2 separate regions of the Homo sapiens genome follow, and region 2 is linked to region 1. A link is an interaction called in ENCODE POLR2A ChIA-PET data of the cell type or tissue named here. Cell type or tissue: Panc1. All regions are shown on one strand. Links, peaks and the distances in the headings refer to the core of each region. The heading gives the core; the rest is flanking DNA.

Region 1 (6,098 bases), core at 2,870-5,369:
GGAGAGTGGACAAGAGTGACTAAGAGGCTATGTTACTTTAATGGCATAATTTATACAAGTTGGCTACAGGTATAAACAGTTGCTCTTCCAACTACTAAGAAATAATTTATCACTTACTACTCTGGTCTAATCAGCTTTAACAAAGAGTTTAACACTTAGAAGTTTAAGCTATCAAATCATCAATTTGAGTCTTAAAAAAAGAAAATCACCATTTAATCTATACTTGAGTCTTCTTCCATCAATAAGAGGCGTTCCTTCTACAACCTTAAAAGAAAAAAAATTTACAAATTTACTAAGCACATCACCATCATATATACATATATACACACACACATATATATATTCTAGTATCACTTAATTTTCAACACGCCCAAGAAGGAAGATATCTTGTAACATGGAAATTTAGTAATATGTTTCAAAAACCCTAGTGGCAAGCCCTTTAATGACGCAATTCCACCTTCAGGAATTTATCTTAAATACAAATTCAGTAATGACTTCCTAGTGTAGGACCAAGCAACTGCAACAGCCACGCTCCCTGCCACACTCCTGTGTACCACCACCTCAAGACTAAATGTGCTTAAATACCTTTATATCTAGTGGATCCCTAGCTCAAACATCTACCAATGGCTACCATACTCTTACAAAGTAACAGTATGATTCCATTGTCTTCCATTTGTGGGGTCCTTTTCAATTGGGCTCTACCCTGTTTATCCACTCTACTATGACCCAAGTGCTATTTGATGACGCATACTCATATGCTTACTTGCTCTGCTATATATTATATATATATTGCCCATCCAGTTATTTAACCATTTCATGTGATTCTTTTATCTGCAATAAGAGACTGTGAGAAACCAGGTGTGGTGACTCATGCCTGTAATCCCAGCACTTTGAGAGGTCAAGGTGGGAGGATCACTTGAGTCCAGGAGTTGGAGACCAGCCTGGGCAACATGGTGAAATCCCCTCTCTACAAAAATACAAAATACAAAAACTAGCCAAGCCTGGTGGCACGCGCCTGTGGTCCCAGCTACTCGGGAGGCTGAAGTGGGAAGATGACTTCAGCCCAGGAGGAGGTTGCAGATTGCACCACTGCACTCCAGCCTGGGCAACAGAGCAAGACCCTGTCTCAAGAAAAAAAAAAAAAAAGAGAGAGAGAGAGAGAGACTGTGAGCACGCATCATGCATCAGAACCATCTCCTCTCTTCATTCGGCATCACTCACAGCATTCAGCACAGAGATACCCACAGGCATGGTACCCAATAGAACTGGCTCAGTAAAAAGTCCACTTGCTCAATGCAGCCACGTTTTACCCCACAAAATAACTATTCAGAAATGTAGCAATTCATTTCAAACTGTAAAATATAAATATAGTATCATTTGCTCTGGGCTAAACTACTTTATCTTATCATTAGCTACAGATTTCATTAGCTAGCATTCCTCCTCTCCCAAGAGAAACGTAAAAGCTGTTTGAGATCACAGGATTAGTAAAATGCCACATGCTAATTTCAGATGATCCTTATCTATTAAAGGAGTCTAGTAAATGCTGTGTTAGGCTTTAATCTGTGAATATATAGATCCAAATATACAGTCAGCCCTCCGTATCGACGGGATCCACATCCATGGATTCAACCAACCAGATCCAAAATATTTCGGAAAAAATTGCATCTGAGCTGAATATGTACAGACTTCTTTTTCTTGTCCTTATTCCCTAATACAGTATGATAACTATTTACATGGCACTTACGTTGTATTAGGTATTATAAGCAACCTAAAGGCAACAAAGTATACAAGGAAGATGCACACAGGTTATATGCAAATACTATACTATTTCTTATCAGGGCCTTCAGCATCCTCAGATTTTGGTATGTACAGGAGGTCCTGGAACCACTCCCCAAGGATATCAAGGGATGACTGCATAATATTAATATATATTTTAATATATATGCTTTTAGTCACTTTAGTCTATGAGTATATACATATATGACTTTAAACACCAAAACTGCTTTCCTTGATACTCTGAAATCACCTTACCCTAAATGAATCTGAATTTAACTGTAGAGGCTTACTGTAGAAATGACTGAAGGTCTTTATCACAAAAATCCTTGCTAGAGCCACTAAAGTTATGGTCTCACTCCACAGTATTAAGCCTGCAGCTCTACCCTCCTATCACTGGCATTCACCAGTAAAACCGATCCTTTGGTTTACAGACAGTTGGCAAACTTGCAAAGCCCTAAGAATAAGATCTTTAAATAAATTATTTATTACTTAGGGAATCTCATGTTTCTTTAAATATATCCAAGTAAAGGATTCTACTGAAAGAAGAAAAAACTACACTTAGCAATGGAGAGACAAATTTTAAAGATATTGCAGGAATCTGAAAACAACGTAAAATGTTCTTGACAACAAGCTTCTGAAAGAGATGAAAATTAGAAACTTTTCATACTTTTTTAAAGTAAAAGATGTAGACTAAAGTCCATCGAGCCCAGTAGCCTATCAATTAATCATTTAAAATGCTGCATCTGAAATGACACATACTAAGAGTGAATTTTTTTTCCATAGCAACCTCCACTGAGAGTCGGCTACTTTGCAAAATAGCCTATTCTTTTCTATTTGGTTTGAAAAGTTACACAAGAAATCTCAATCAGATTTTTTTTTAAGTTCCTCCTAATAAGCAAGTGTTATACAGACAGCACAAGAGAAATGGCTTCATGAACTAAGTTTTGGGAATTATGACCAACAACAGCCTTTAACCTTTAAACTACTCTAAGGCTGGGCAGCATGGCACAGGCCTGTGGTCCCAGCGACTCAGGAGGCTGCGGCAAGAGGATCACTTGATCCCAGAAATTGGAGACCCGCCTGGACAATATAGTGAGACCTCATCTTATTAAAACAAAACAGAATTACCATAAACGTACCTTTCCAATTGGCAGTAGGTAGAACAGGACTTGAATCAAAAACCACAGGAGGTAGACCCCAAATACTCTGGTTTCCCATAACTCATACAAAGCTGGCAAAGGAGGAGGGAAATTCAGAAGACTGGGATCTTTCTGTTTACACATCAACAGCAACAGGAAGAGGAACACAGGCAGGCCAAACATGATGAGAAACACACCTGCAAACAATTCATGAACATTCGAGGCTCAAATTTCAATCTGGTTTATTTATTTAAGAATCATGTTAGATTTGTTAAGATCAGAACTCGTTATCTGGCTAACTGTCTGAAACCAATTTCTAATGTACCATCAAAAACTCCCATCTCTACCTGTCACCTCTGGTGGCCTGGCAACCATGGGCATCAAAGTAGTAAAAAAAATAAATAAATAAAAATAAAAAAAAAAAGAAAGAGGTCCAACATTGAATAGCTACACCCACCTCAGAAACCAAGCTCTAAAACATTTGACCTCCAACCACTAAGGAGCGAATGTGTTGAAACTCCAGCAAACTGAAGATCAGAACATCTAAAAATTATCAGCCTAATCTTAACAAAAAACTTTATATTCCTCAGTTTCTAACAATTAAAATAGTGTCACGTTCATGTAATGTGTGCAGATTTTAAGTGATGCTGGACAGCATCTGTAACAGGCCAGCTAGCCAAAGGTTATAACAAAATACAAAGCAATTAAGCCATGCAGGATTTTGAGCCATTTAGACAAGAAGTCTTTTCTTTTACTAGCTCATAAAATTTCATCAGTTCCACCCACTTAGTAACTCCAAAACTCTGCACACTTCAGATCTTTGACCCTCACAATCAACCCGCCTAGCAGGTAGGGCAGCCTCCGGGATCCCATTTTATGCAGGCAGCTGAGGCCCACTGCTGGCCCCTGCCGCCTCAGGTCTGACTATTAGCAGAGCTCTCTGTCCCTGATAAGTAACCATCTATGCTATACAAACTCCCAGATCAACCTTCCTTTATCACTTCTTTGTACTTCTGTGCTCAAAACCTCTGAACAGACTGCTAAAAGTTTTAAACACAGCTACAATGGCATCCTTTCTACTCCATAATCCCTCAAAATGCTCCCACCTCAAGCCTTTGCACCCACTGTTCCTTCTCTGGAAGGCTCTTCCACAGGTTCCCACCAGGCTCATTACCTTGCCTGCCTCAGATGTCTTCAGAGAGGCCTTTCCAGTTCACCTTGTGGCAACCACCCCTAGCTCACCCCACCTGCCCTCTCTGGGCCCAGCTCTGAGGCCTACCAGGTACTCCTCCAAACTCCAAGTCCTTTGCCCGGATGGGGGTCACTTCAAAGGTTCTCACTGCCAGTTCTTTTGCAACGTATTTTTCTTCCTTAGAATCTATTTCTTTTAATTTGACTTCTTCTCTTCTTGGACGAAGGCTATACTGTGTTGCTATGTAACTGCTTTCTTGTGACAAACTGAATTTTTCCTAAATGAAAAATTTAAAAATTAAATATCTGCAGTGAACAATTACCATTAATGCTACTGCATTAACTATTTCAGCATCTCAATACAGCTATACACTAGTAAGAATAAATTTGTGAAATTATATTCAGTCTTAATTTAAGGACAGAATTTTAGAACAGGTTATAAAATATTACAATTTTCAATGTGCTTCTCAAGGGAGAGTCACTTTTAACCAAAAAAAAGAAAAAAAAAAACAACCAAGATGAAAGGGAACACTTTCCCACCTGTGTATTTTTATGAGGTGCGTCATTTCTCTCAATATGCTCAGGCTCCCCATTATATCTGCTGATGCTATTTCCAAATGGCTTCTAAATTGAAGAATATAAACATTTAATCAAAAGAACTGTAACTTATTAAAAAGAAACATGATGGTAAAAACTTACTGTTTTGGAATCAAGCAATAAAACAGATTTTTCACAGCCTTAATTCTGACGAATTTAACCCTCATTTTGTTAAAAATGAAAAGGAATAAAACTGACTAGAATTTCCCAGTCTCTGAAATATTGGATAGATTTCTACATAAAATCTTTCATCTGGCCAGGCACGGTGGCTCACACCTGTAATCCCAGCACTTTGGGAGGCCAAGGCGGGTGGATCACCTGAGGTCAGGAGTTCAAGACCAGCCTGGCCAACATGGTGAAACCCTGTCTCTACTAAAAATACAAAAAAATTAGCCACGCACGGTAGCGGGCACCTGTAATTCCAGCTACTTCGGAAGCTGAGGCAGGAAAATCTCTTGAACCCGGAGACGGAGGTTGCATTGAGCCAAGACCGCGCCATTGCACTCCAGCCTGGGCAACAAGAATGAAACTCCGCCTCAAAAAAAAAAAAAACAACTTTGATCTTTCACGTAATCAGACTGAATGTCATAATTTCATTGATAGATTTTAGGGGTATTTACTATGAAAGGCAGAGAAAGTAAAAATTGGTAAATTAGTTCATTAACTGGATAAAAAACAAAAGACATTCAAAAAGACATTCACTGCTCCAAAATAGCCCATAATGGAAAACTAAGAAATAGTGGGTACTTATGCAACACACAGTAGGCCCAAGGCACTACCAGGTAAGAGGCAAAGCTTCTGTGGTTCTTGTGACACCAGGACTGTAAGATTACACTGTAAAAATATAGCAGTCACTAAATATTAAAAATGAAAGGATAACAAAGTATCACACAGCATCTGTTCCTGGAGTCCCGGGGTGGTAAAGAGAGCCACTAATAGTTAAAATGTTCTAATTCAAAATATAAGTTAGAACAGTAAGTTGAAAATGTCTGACAGCCACATTCTCCAAAAAAAAAAAAAAAAATTATAATACTCAGAATGAGAAACTGAGCATTCATACACTGATACTACTATAAACTTTCTTGATGCAATCTGGCAATATGTATTAAAAGCCTCAAATCTGCACCATACAGCTGACCTAGCAGTTCCACTTGTAAGAATCCATCCTAAGGAAATAATCAGATGTTACATAAAAATACTTGTTTGTAATAGTGAAAATATGGAAGGAAAAACACTAAATGTCTATCATTGACAGAGCTGACTTTAACGATTAAGTTACATGTATACAATTTACCATATATCCATACTATAGAATACAACAACAAAAATGATGTAGAAAAATACACTCTGAAAGGTTATCCCAATATTTTAAAATGTCTTAAAGCTGACTACTGA
Region 2 (9,450 bases), core at 3,769-6,268, 490 kb before region 1:
CGGAAGAGATCTGGCATATAGGGGAGGATAAGGTAATGTGACCACAGATGCAGGGACTGGAGTGAAACAGCCACAAGCCAAAGAATGCCAGCAGCCACCAAAAGCAGGATGAGGCAAGGAATAGATTCTCCCTTGGAGCCTCTGCAGGCAGTGCAGCCCTGCAGGTGTCTGATTTCAGCTTAGTGGAACTAGTTTTAGACTTCTGGTTTACAGAACTGCGAGCATAACATTTTCTTGTTTTAAGAACAAATTTGTGGCCAGGCGCCATGGCTCACGCCTATAATCCCAGCACTTTGGGAGGCCGAGGCAGGCGGATCACCTGAAGTCAGAAATTCGAAACCAGTAACTCCGTCTCTACTAAAAATACAAAAATCAGCTGGGCGTGGTGGCGGGCACCTGTAATCCCAGCTACTCGAGAGGGTGAGGCAGGAGAATTGCTTGAACCTCAGAGGCGGAGGTTGCAGTGAGCTGAGATCACGCCATTGCATTCCAGCCCAGGTGACAAGAGTGAAACTCCATCTCAAAAAAAAAAAAAAAAAAAAGAACAAATGTATTACAATAGCCACAGAGAATGCTAACTGGTTTCTAGAGTGTCAACTCCAAACTGTTGGTGGTTTCCAAAGTATACACACTAGCTCAGTGGTAGAGGAGGTGGTGGAGTATCTGCTGTGGGCGTGGTTCATTAGCTCCACAGTATTCCATCTATTAATACTTGTCAGAAGGGATCTTATAACTCATTGAATGTATCTCATCCAATGTATCAACTTCCCCTTCAACATTCTCTTCAAATGATTGTCAGGCCTCTGCTTACACAACTTAGACAAGTCCCCCGATTCTGCTTCAAACAAGTCCTCCCACTGGCAGAGGTTTCGCTACTTTTCAAGGTGTGGGATCCATACTTAGACAGCTTGACTAATCAGACATTTTTTCCCTGATATTTAATGTCAATCTGCCCTCTTATAGTTTTCATGCATGGGCTCTGGTTGTATACCCTGGAGCATCAAAGAATATGTCTATTCCCACTTCCTCAGGATAATTGATGAACTTTACCTCCAGCCAAATCATACTGTGAACTCAAGAAATTCACAATCAACTAAAACCCTTAAGATTTTGTTCATGATTACTATTGTTAAACCACATCTACCCCCATATGTTTTTGCAAAGTTAGTTTTTTGGACCCAACTATATTCTACACATACCCCTATGAAACTGGACCATGTTAGACTTGGTGCATTGTTTCAGTTTATAAAGATTCTCTTTGATCCTGGCTCATTTATTTACCCATCCCAGTTTCATATTGTATGCACCTAAACCAGCATGCCATGATGTCAATATCGAACTCTTTAATAAAAACTTTGAAAGGAATTAGGCCAAGGAGAGCCTAGCAATATAGCATTAGAAACCTTTTACCATGAATTAAAAAATTCCTAAGCACAATATCACTTTTTTATCCATAAGGATATCATGAGAATCTTTACCAAATGTCTTGCTAAAAATCCAAATAATACCATATCAATGTTATACTCTTTATCCATTTATGCAGTTCATACTTGAAAGTGCTATTTGAATTTGCTCATATATCAAATTGCTTTATAAAATTTAAGTCCCTTTATACTTATTCAAGGAATCCAGTGGCCTAATAAGCTTGTCAAAAAAAAGAAAATGCATGAACAAATTCTCAGAAGTTCACTTTGTATTATAGAATTAAAATATCTGGTAGTTTTCTTGAAGTAGAAAAAAGAGTAATATTTTTCAGTGATATTTATGACTATAAAAGAGCTACACAAAGGTTCATAGAAAAAAGCCCCATTGCCGGGTGTGGTGGCTCATGCCTGTAATCCCAGCACTTTGGGAGGCCGAGGCAGGCGGATCACAAGGTCAGCAGATTGAGACCGTCCTGGCTAACACGGTGAAACCCTGTCTCTGTTAAAAATACAAAAATTAGCCGGGCGTGGTGGCGGGCGCCTGTAGTCCCAGCTACTCGGGAGGCTGAGGCAGGAGAATAGCTTGAACCCGGGAGGTGGAGCTTGCAGTGAGCTGAGATCGCGCCACTGCACTCCAGCCTGGGTGACAGAGCACGACTCCATCTCAAAAAAAAAAAAAAAAAAAAGAAAGAAAGAAAGGAAAAAGCCCCATTAACACTGAAGCATTGGGTAGAAAATAAACTAATCTCCTGAGTATAATGAAGATGAGTGTTTGAGAGGTTCAACAATTCCAGTCTTCACTGCAACACTGTCCCCAGTTAGCCAAACCACAATGAGATACCATCTCACACCAGTCATAATGGCGATTATTAAAAAGTCAAGAAACAACAGATGCTGGTGAGGCCGTGGAGAAACAGGAACACGTGAACACTACTGGTGAAAATGTGAATTAGTTCAACCATTGTGGAAGACAGTGTGGCGATTCCTCAAGGATCTAGAGCCAGAAATGCCATTTGACCCAGCAATCCCATTACTGGGTATATACCCAAAGGACTATAAATCATTCTACTATAAAGACACATGCACACATATGTTTATTGCAGCACTATTTACAATAGCGAAGACATGGAACCAACCCAAATGCCCATCAGTGATAGACTGGATAAAGAAAATGTAGTACATATACACCATGGAATACTATGCAGCCATAAAAAGGAACAAGGTCATGTCCTTTGCAGGGACATGGATGAAGCTGGAAGCCATCATCATCAGCAAACTAACACAGGAATAGAAAGCCAAACACTGCACGTTCTCACTCGTAAGTGGGAGTTGAACAGTGAGAACACATGGACACAGGGAGGGGAACAACACACACCAGGGCCTGTCAGGGATTGGGAAGTAAGGAGAGGGAGAACATTAGGACAGATAGCTAATGCATGCGGGACTTAAAACTTAGATGATGGGTTGATAGGTGCAGCAAACCACCATGGCACATGTATACCTATGTAACAAACCTACACGTTCGGCACTTGTATCCCAGAACTTAAAGTAAAATTAAAAAAAAAGTTTAATACACTTTTGCCAATACAATTTTAAAGACATTTTTATGTTTTTCAATTTTTTTTTGTCAAAACTGTGAATCTGTGGATTTAGCTCATTTAATTTATGGAAAATGTCTGCTGTATAATCAGCATTGTCAAATCAATTAGCCAAATCAGGCTGACTTTTTATCATAAAATCTGACTTCATTTTTCCATTGAAATAATTTCATTAAAAAACATTTAAAAAATGATTACAGAAAGCACTGGGAAAGAACGTATAAATGCATTTAAAAAAATAGATTACTAAAACCAATCAAGTTAAGATGAAATACTATAGATATACTTTATTCACTTTTATAGTAAGTTATACAAAAAAGAATAAGCCTATATAAGGTAAGGGAGTGGGAAATGTCAAGGATAACGCCAGTGATTTTTGGTTTAAGCAAATAGAATTGCTATTTACTGAGATAAGGAACACTGGATGTGAACTCAGGCGGCCCTTCATAGTCTGTCTTTTTTGTTGATCTTATTTTGTTTTAGACAGTCTATTGACTGATTTTTTTTAAGTTACGACTCTCAACTTTTTGGCCAATTTTATTCAAATGGAAATGATTATTGGCATATAAAAACATTATTTCCAAAATGTTTTTCCTTTTTAAAGTGACATATTTCCTTACCCCCAATACCTAAACCCTCTTACCAAACAGCGTCTCAAAGACTCAAATTCATACATAGATTTTACTGTAATATGCCGAATGGTTATATATTTAAACTTATTAAATATTGTAACAAAAATGGGAAGCTGATTTTTAAAATATTAAACACAGCCTTAGATGTAATAGGCCCCAACAAATCTCTACATTTTTTTTTCCTGTGGATCCCACCAAGAAATATGAAGTCACCCAGGTATTTTTTGTGCCTAGCTCAGTGCCTGGCACATAGTAAGTGCTCAATAAATATTGTAGTTGTTGCGTGAGTGAAATATAGAACATTAACTTACTAAATTTTTATAAGACCTTTAAAAAGAAATGGGGTATTTTAATATATATGTAATTATTTTTACCTTAGAATTGTATACCTCTTAGACCTGTTTTATTACATATATACGATCCTTCACTAGTAAGTGAGGCTTTTTAATGAAAATTCACGCCCACGAGTTGTGAAAATCTTAAGTGTAAGTCACCTCTTTCAGAGGTCTCAGAGCCACCTGTTCTGCAAAGGCACACATTTCTCCCGCCTTTAGGCCATACCTAGGTAGGCATGCAGGTGGTAGAAAGGTCAGACTAGAGTCTTTAACTTGGGCACCATATCTGATCTGCCTTTAGGGCACACTTTTGGGCCACACTCTGCACCCCCAACACCCCCCTTACCCCCAGCACCGTCGGTGTCACATCGGGGGCCGCCGCGTACCCGCGGTGGAATCTCGCAAGAGCCAGGGCCCCTCCTCACCTGCCCGGCACCCAGGATCCCTTGCGCCGCGTTCGGGACCCCACCCCCATTGTGGCCTCTTCGCCAGGGCGCAGGCGTGGCTCTTGGTCAGGCGGTTACGGCCAGGAGGCGTCGGAGCCTGGCGTGGTAGGGCTGTGCTGCGCGGTCCTTCCCATTCACCCTAGTCTGGCGCTCGCCGGCGTGGGCGGGCCGGACCTTCGCCGCTTCCAGGAAGGGCCACAACGGCCGTCGGACCACGGCGCGGCGGGTAAGGTCGTCAGCGTCTTCCTGTCAGCGGTCGGCAGAGCCTCGGCGGGCGGGCGGCGCGTGGGGCAGCCGGTGTCGCACTGGGAGGGCTGCGTGGGCGCGGAGGGCCTGGGCGCTCCCCACCCAGCTGCTGTGGGAGCGCCTCCGAGTCCCCGCGCGGAACCCTCACCAGGCAGATGCTGGCGCATCCACCAGGCGCCGGCGCCGCCACGCCGGTAGCCCCGACCGCAGGAGCTCTCAACGCGAGGTTCTTCTTAGTTGCTCTCCCTCAGGCAGGCCGCGTTCCCTTCTAGTCCTATATTTCTGAAGTTTTTTAAAATTTTCCATTTATAAACGAATAATGAGCTATTTGAAAAACCTTGCCATCACTTATTGTATAATATATACATATACACTCTCAACACAAATATATATGGATTATTATAAGTGATTTTGTATGTAGAGATATAACTTTTCTAAGAAGTTGATGAATTACATTAGGGACACTAATGGATATTTTACTTGCGTTTGTGGGATAGACTACGCTAGGAAATATATGTACATATACAGTCATGTGCCTCATAACAGCGGTAGTCCCATAAGATTATAATGGAGCTGAAAAATTCCTGTCGCCTAGTGATGTCATAGTCAAGGCATTATGTGTTTGTGGTGATGCTATTGTAAACTGTGCTGCCAGTCATAAAAGAGTAGCACATACAATTATGTACAGTACATAGTACTTGATAATAACAGATGAGTATGTTACTTGCTTATGTATTTACTATACCATACTTTTTTTTTTGAGACGGAGCCTCGCTCTGTCGCCCAGGCTGGAGTGCAGTGGCGCGACCTGGGCTCACTGCAAGCTCCGCCTCCCGGGTTCACGCCATTCTCCTGCCTCAGCCTCCGGAGTAGCTGGGACTACAGGCGTCCTCCACCATGCCCGGCTAATTTTTTTGTATTTTTAGTAGAGACGGGGCTTCACCGTGTTAGCCAGGATGATCTCGATTTCCTGACCTCATGATCTGCCCACCTCGGAGTCCCAAAGTGCTGGGATTACAGGCGTGAGCCACGGCGCCCGGCCTCTATACCATACTTTTAAACGATTATTTTAGTGTACTCCTCTTTATTAAAAAAATGTTACCTGTAAAACAGCCTTAGGCTGGTCCTTTAGGAGATATTCCAGAAGAAGGCATTGTTATCATAGGAGATGACAGCTCCATGTGTTATTACCCCAGAGACCTAGTGGGACAAGATGTGGAGTTGAAAGACAGTGATATTGGTGATACTGATCCTGTCTATGCCTAGGCTAATGTGTGTGTTTGTATCTTAGTTTATAATTAAAAAGTTTAAAAAGTAAAATAAAATTTTAAAATAGAAAAATGCCTATATTAATAGAATAAGGATATAAAGGAAATATTTCTATACAGCTGTACAATGTGTGTTTTAAGCTCAGTGTTATTACAAAAGAGTAAGAAATAAAGTTTATAAAGTAAAAAAGTTACAAGAAGCTATGATTTATTATTGAAAAATTTATTTTTATATTTAAATGTTTTTATTTGTACCAGATTATGAGGTACGTGAGAAATTTTGGTACATGTATCTAATGTGTAGTGACCAAATTACGGTACTTAGGTTGTCCATGACCTGAGTACAATATATTTTTGTTAAGTACATTTTACTCCACTATCAAACACTGAATTTATTCCTTATATCTTACTGAGTCTTTGTACCCTTAAGCCCACTTCTGTTCATCCTCCCACTTCCTGCCATTCATCCTTCTCAGTCCGTGTTATCTATTTGTCCACTCTCTACCTCCATATAGTATTCAAATTTTAAACTTAAATTTTATTCAAATTTTGTAGCTCCCACATATAAGTGAGAACATGATATTTATCTTTTTGTGCCTGGCTTATTTCACTTAAGATAATAACTTCCAGTTCCATCTATGTTACTGCAAATGATGTGATTTCATTCTTTTTTATGGCTGAATAATATTTCATTTTGTATATATGTACCACATTTTTTATCCATTCATCCATCGATGGGCACTTAGGTTAATTCTGTATCTTTGCTTTTGTGAATACTGCTGCAATAAATGTGTGAGTGCAGGTATTCCTTTTATATATTGATTTCTTTTACTTTGGTTAGATACTCAGTAGTGAATTGCTGAATTGAATGGTAATTGTATTTTTAGTTTTTTGAGAAATCTCCCTACTGCTTTCCATAGTGGCTGTGCTAGTTTACATACCCACTAACAGTGTATAAGAGTTCCCTTTTCTCCACATCCTTACCAACATCTGTTATTTTTTGACTTTGACTTTTTATTAATAGCCATTCTGACTGGGGTAGGATGGTATCTCATTCTGGTTTTTGATTTGCATTTTTCTGGTGGTGGTGAGCATTTTTTTCAAATACCTATTGGCTGGTTACATGTCTTCTTTTAAGAAATGTCTATGCTTGTCCTTTGCATACTTTTTAATGGGATTGTTTGTGCTTTTCCTGTTGAGTTGTTTCAGTTCCTTGTATATTATGGATCTTGGTTCCCTGTCAAATGAATAGTTTGCAATTTTTTTCTCCTATTGAACAGGCTGTTTTTTCACTCTGTTGATTATTTGTTTTGCTGTGCAGAAACTTTCTAGTTTAAGTCCGATTTGTCTATTTTTATTTTTATTGCCTGTGCTTTTGAGGTCTTAGTCACAAATTATTTGCCTAGCCTAATGTCCAGGAGAGTTTTCCCTAGTTTTGGATCTTATGTTTAAGTCTTTAATCCATTTTGAGATGATTTTTGTATATGGTGAGAGATAGTGGTCCAGTTTCATTCTTCTGCATGTGGCTGTCCAGTTTTCCAGGCATCATTTATTGAAAAGGGTATGCTTTCTCCAATGTAGGTTCTTGTCAGTTTTGTTGTAAGTCAGTTGGCTATAAATATGTGGCTTTAATTCTTGGTTCTTTATTTGGTACAATTGGTCTGTGTGTCTGTTTTTATACCATTGCCATGCAGTTTGGGTTATTATAGCTTTGTAGTATATTTTGAAGTCAGGTATTGTGATGCCTCCAACTTTGTTCTTTTTGTTCAGGATTTCTTTGGCTATTCAGGCTCTTTTTTTATTCCATATGAATTTGGGGGATTTTTTTCTAATTCTGTGAAGAATGATATTGGTATTTTGATAGGAATTGCATTGAATCTGTAAATTGCTTTTGGCAATACGGTCATTTAAATGATATTAATTCTTCCTATCCATGAGCATGGGATGCTTTTTTATTAGTTTGTGTTGTATTCAATTTCTTTCATTAGTGTTTTATAGTTTTCTATGTAGAGATCTTTTACCTCCTTGGTTAAATTTATTTTTAGGTATTTTTCTTTTGTGGCTATTGTAAATTAGATTGCCTGCTTGATTTATTTCTTGGCTAGGTCATTATTAGTGTATAGAAATGCTACTGATTTTTGTACATTGATTTTGTATCCTGCAGCTTTACTGAATTCATCTATAAAATCTAAGAATTGTTTGGTGGAGTTTTTAGGTATTTCTAGATATAAAATCATATGATCAACAGAGAGGGACCATTTGATTTTCTTTTTTTCCAATTTCAATGCCTTTTATTTCTTGCTCTGGCCTGAATGTTCTGGCTAGGACTTCCAGTATGAGGCTGAATGAGAGTGGTGAAAGGGGACATCCTTATCTTGTTTCAGTTGTTACAGGAAAGGCTTTCAACTTTAATCCATTCAGTATGATGTTAGCTGTGGGTCTATCCTATGTGGCCTTTGTTACTTTGAGGTATGTTCCTTTTATGCCTGGTTTGTTGAGAGTTTTTATCATGAAGCAATGATGAATTTTGTCCAATGCTTGTTCTGCATTTATTGAGATTATCAAATGGCTTTTGTCCTTCATTCTATGTGATGTATCATGCTTATTGATTTGCATATATTGAACCATCCTTGCACTCCTGGTATAAATCCCATTTGATCATGGTGTATTATTTTTTTGATGTGCTGTTGGATTTGGTTTCCTAGTATTTTGCTGAGGAGTTTTGCGTCTATGTTCATGAGGGATATTGACCTGTTGTCTTCTTTTTTGTTGTTGTTGTGTTCTTGTGTACTACAGATATCACTAACGTTGTTTACAGCCAAAGAAATGCGGAGACTACACTAATACACACACGCAGACTCAAAGCCAAAGTACCGTAACAGCCAGTACCATAGATATATCTTCAGGGAAAAGTCCTTCCCTATGAAAGTATCAAAAATAGGAAGAAGTGACTGTTACACCAGATGCACAGATATCAGCATAAAAACATAAAAAACATGAAAAAGCAAGGAAATATGACACCTCCGAAGGAACACAGTAAACCTCCATCAGTAGATCTTAATAAAAAGAATTTTCAAAATCTCAGATACAGAACTCAAAATACTGATTTTAAAGAATCTCAGTGACATACAAGAGGATTGTTAAAAAATACAAATAAATCAGAAGAATAATTTAGGACATGAATGAGTAATTTCCTAAAGAGATAAGATTCTTTTGAAAAGAACCAAATAAAAATTCTGGAACTGAAGAATTTATTGAAGTAAATACAAAATACATTTGAAAGCTTCAACAATTGATTAAATCAGGTAGAAAAAAGAATCTCAGAACTTAAAGATAAGTGTTTTGAAATAATTCAGTCAGAAAAAATAAAGAAAAAAGTATAAAAAAGAATGAGCAAAGTCTTCATGACATTTGGGACAATAAAAAGTGACAAAAGTTATGAATTATTGATATCCCCAAGGGCAAAGAGAGAAAGGATTAGAAAACCTGTTTTACAAAATA

Evidence for each region. ChIA-PET counts read pairs that join two places held together with the same protein. Peaks named below come from ENCODE experiments on the same cell type or tissue, not always from the same donor. Only the 100,000 strongest peaks of a DNase experiment are listed, where the experiment ranks them.
Region 2: POLR2A ChIA-PET joins it to region 1 with 6 read pairs; 2 of 35 experiments call an interaction of 5 or more read pairs at or near these places.

What each region holds. Positions count from the first base shown.
Region 1 is chr1:225,415,069-225,421,166 of GRCh38, forward strand. It overlaps LBR (lamin B receptor), which reads right to left. Exons shown (of 14, transcript NM_002296.4): 4 at 4,647-4,730; 5 at 4,195-4,384; 6 at 2,916-3,112; 7 at 210-264. Among named protein-coding and RNA genes, the nearest start is that of LBR, 9.9 kb to the right of the region's middle. In Panc1, for the core only: no CTCF peak of the experiment used is centred there; no DNase peak of the experiment used is centred there.
Region 2 is chr1:224,925,175-224,934,624 of GRCh38, forward strand. DNAH14 (dynein axonemal heavy chain 14) reads left to right here and starts at 4,501. Exons shown (of 86, transcript NM_001367479.1): 1 at 4,501-4,661. LOC105373109 (a long non-coding RNA gene) reads right to left here and starts at 4,397. Exons shown (of 3, transcript XR_949207.2): 1 at 4,336-4,397. RefSeq lists a silencer at 4,736-4,835. In Panc1, for the core only: no CTCF peak of the experiment used is centred there; a DNase peak (open chromatin) is centred at 5,320; H3K4me3 peaks cover 2,117 bases; H3K27ac peaks cover 1,796 bases.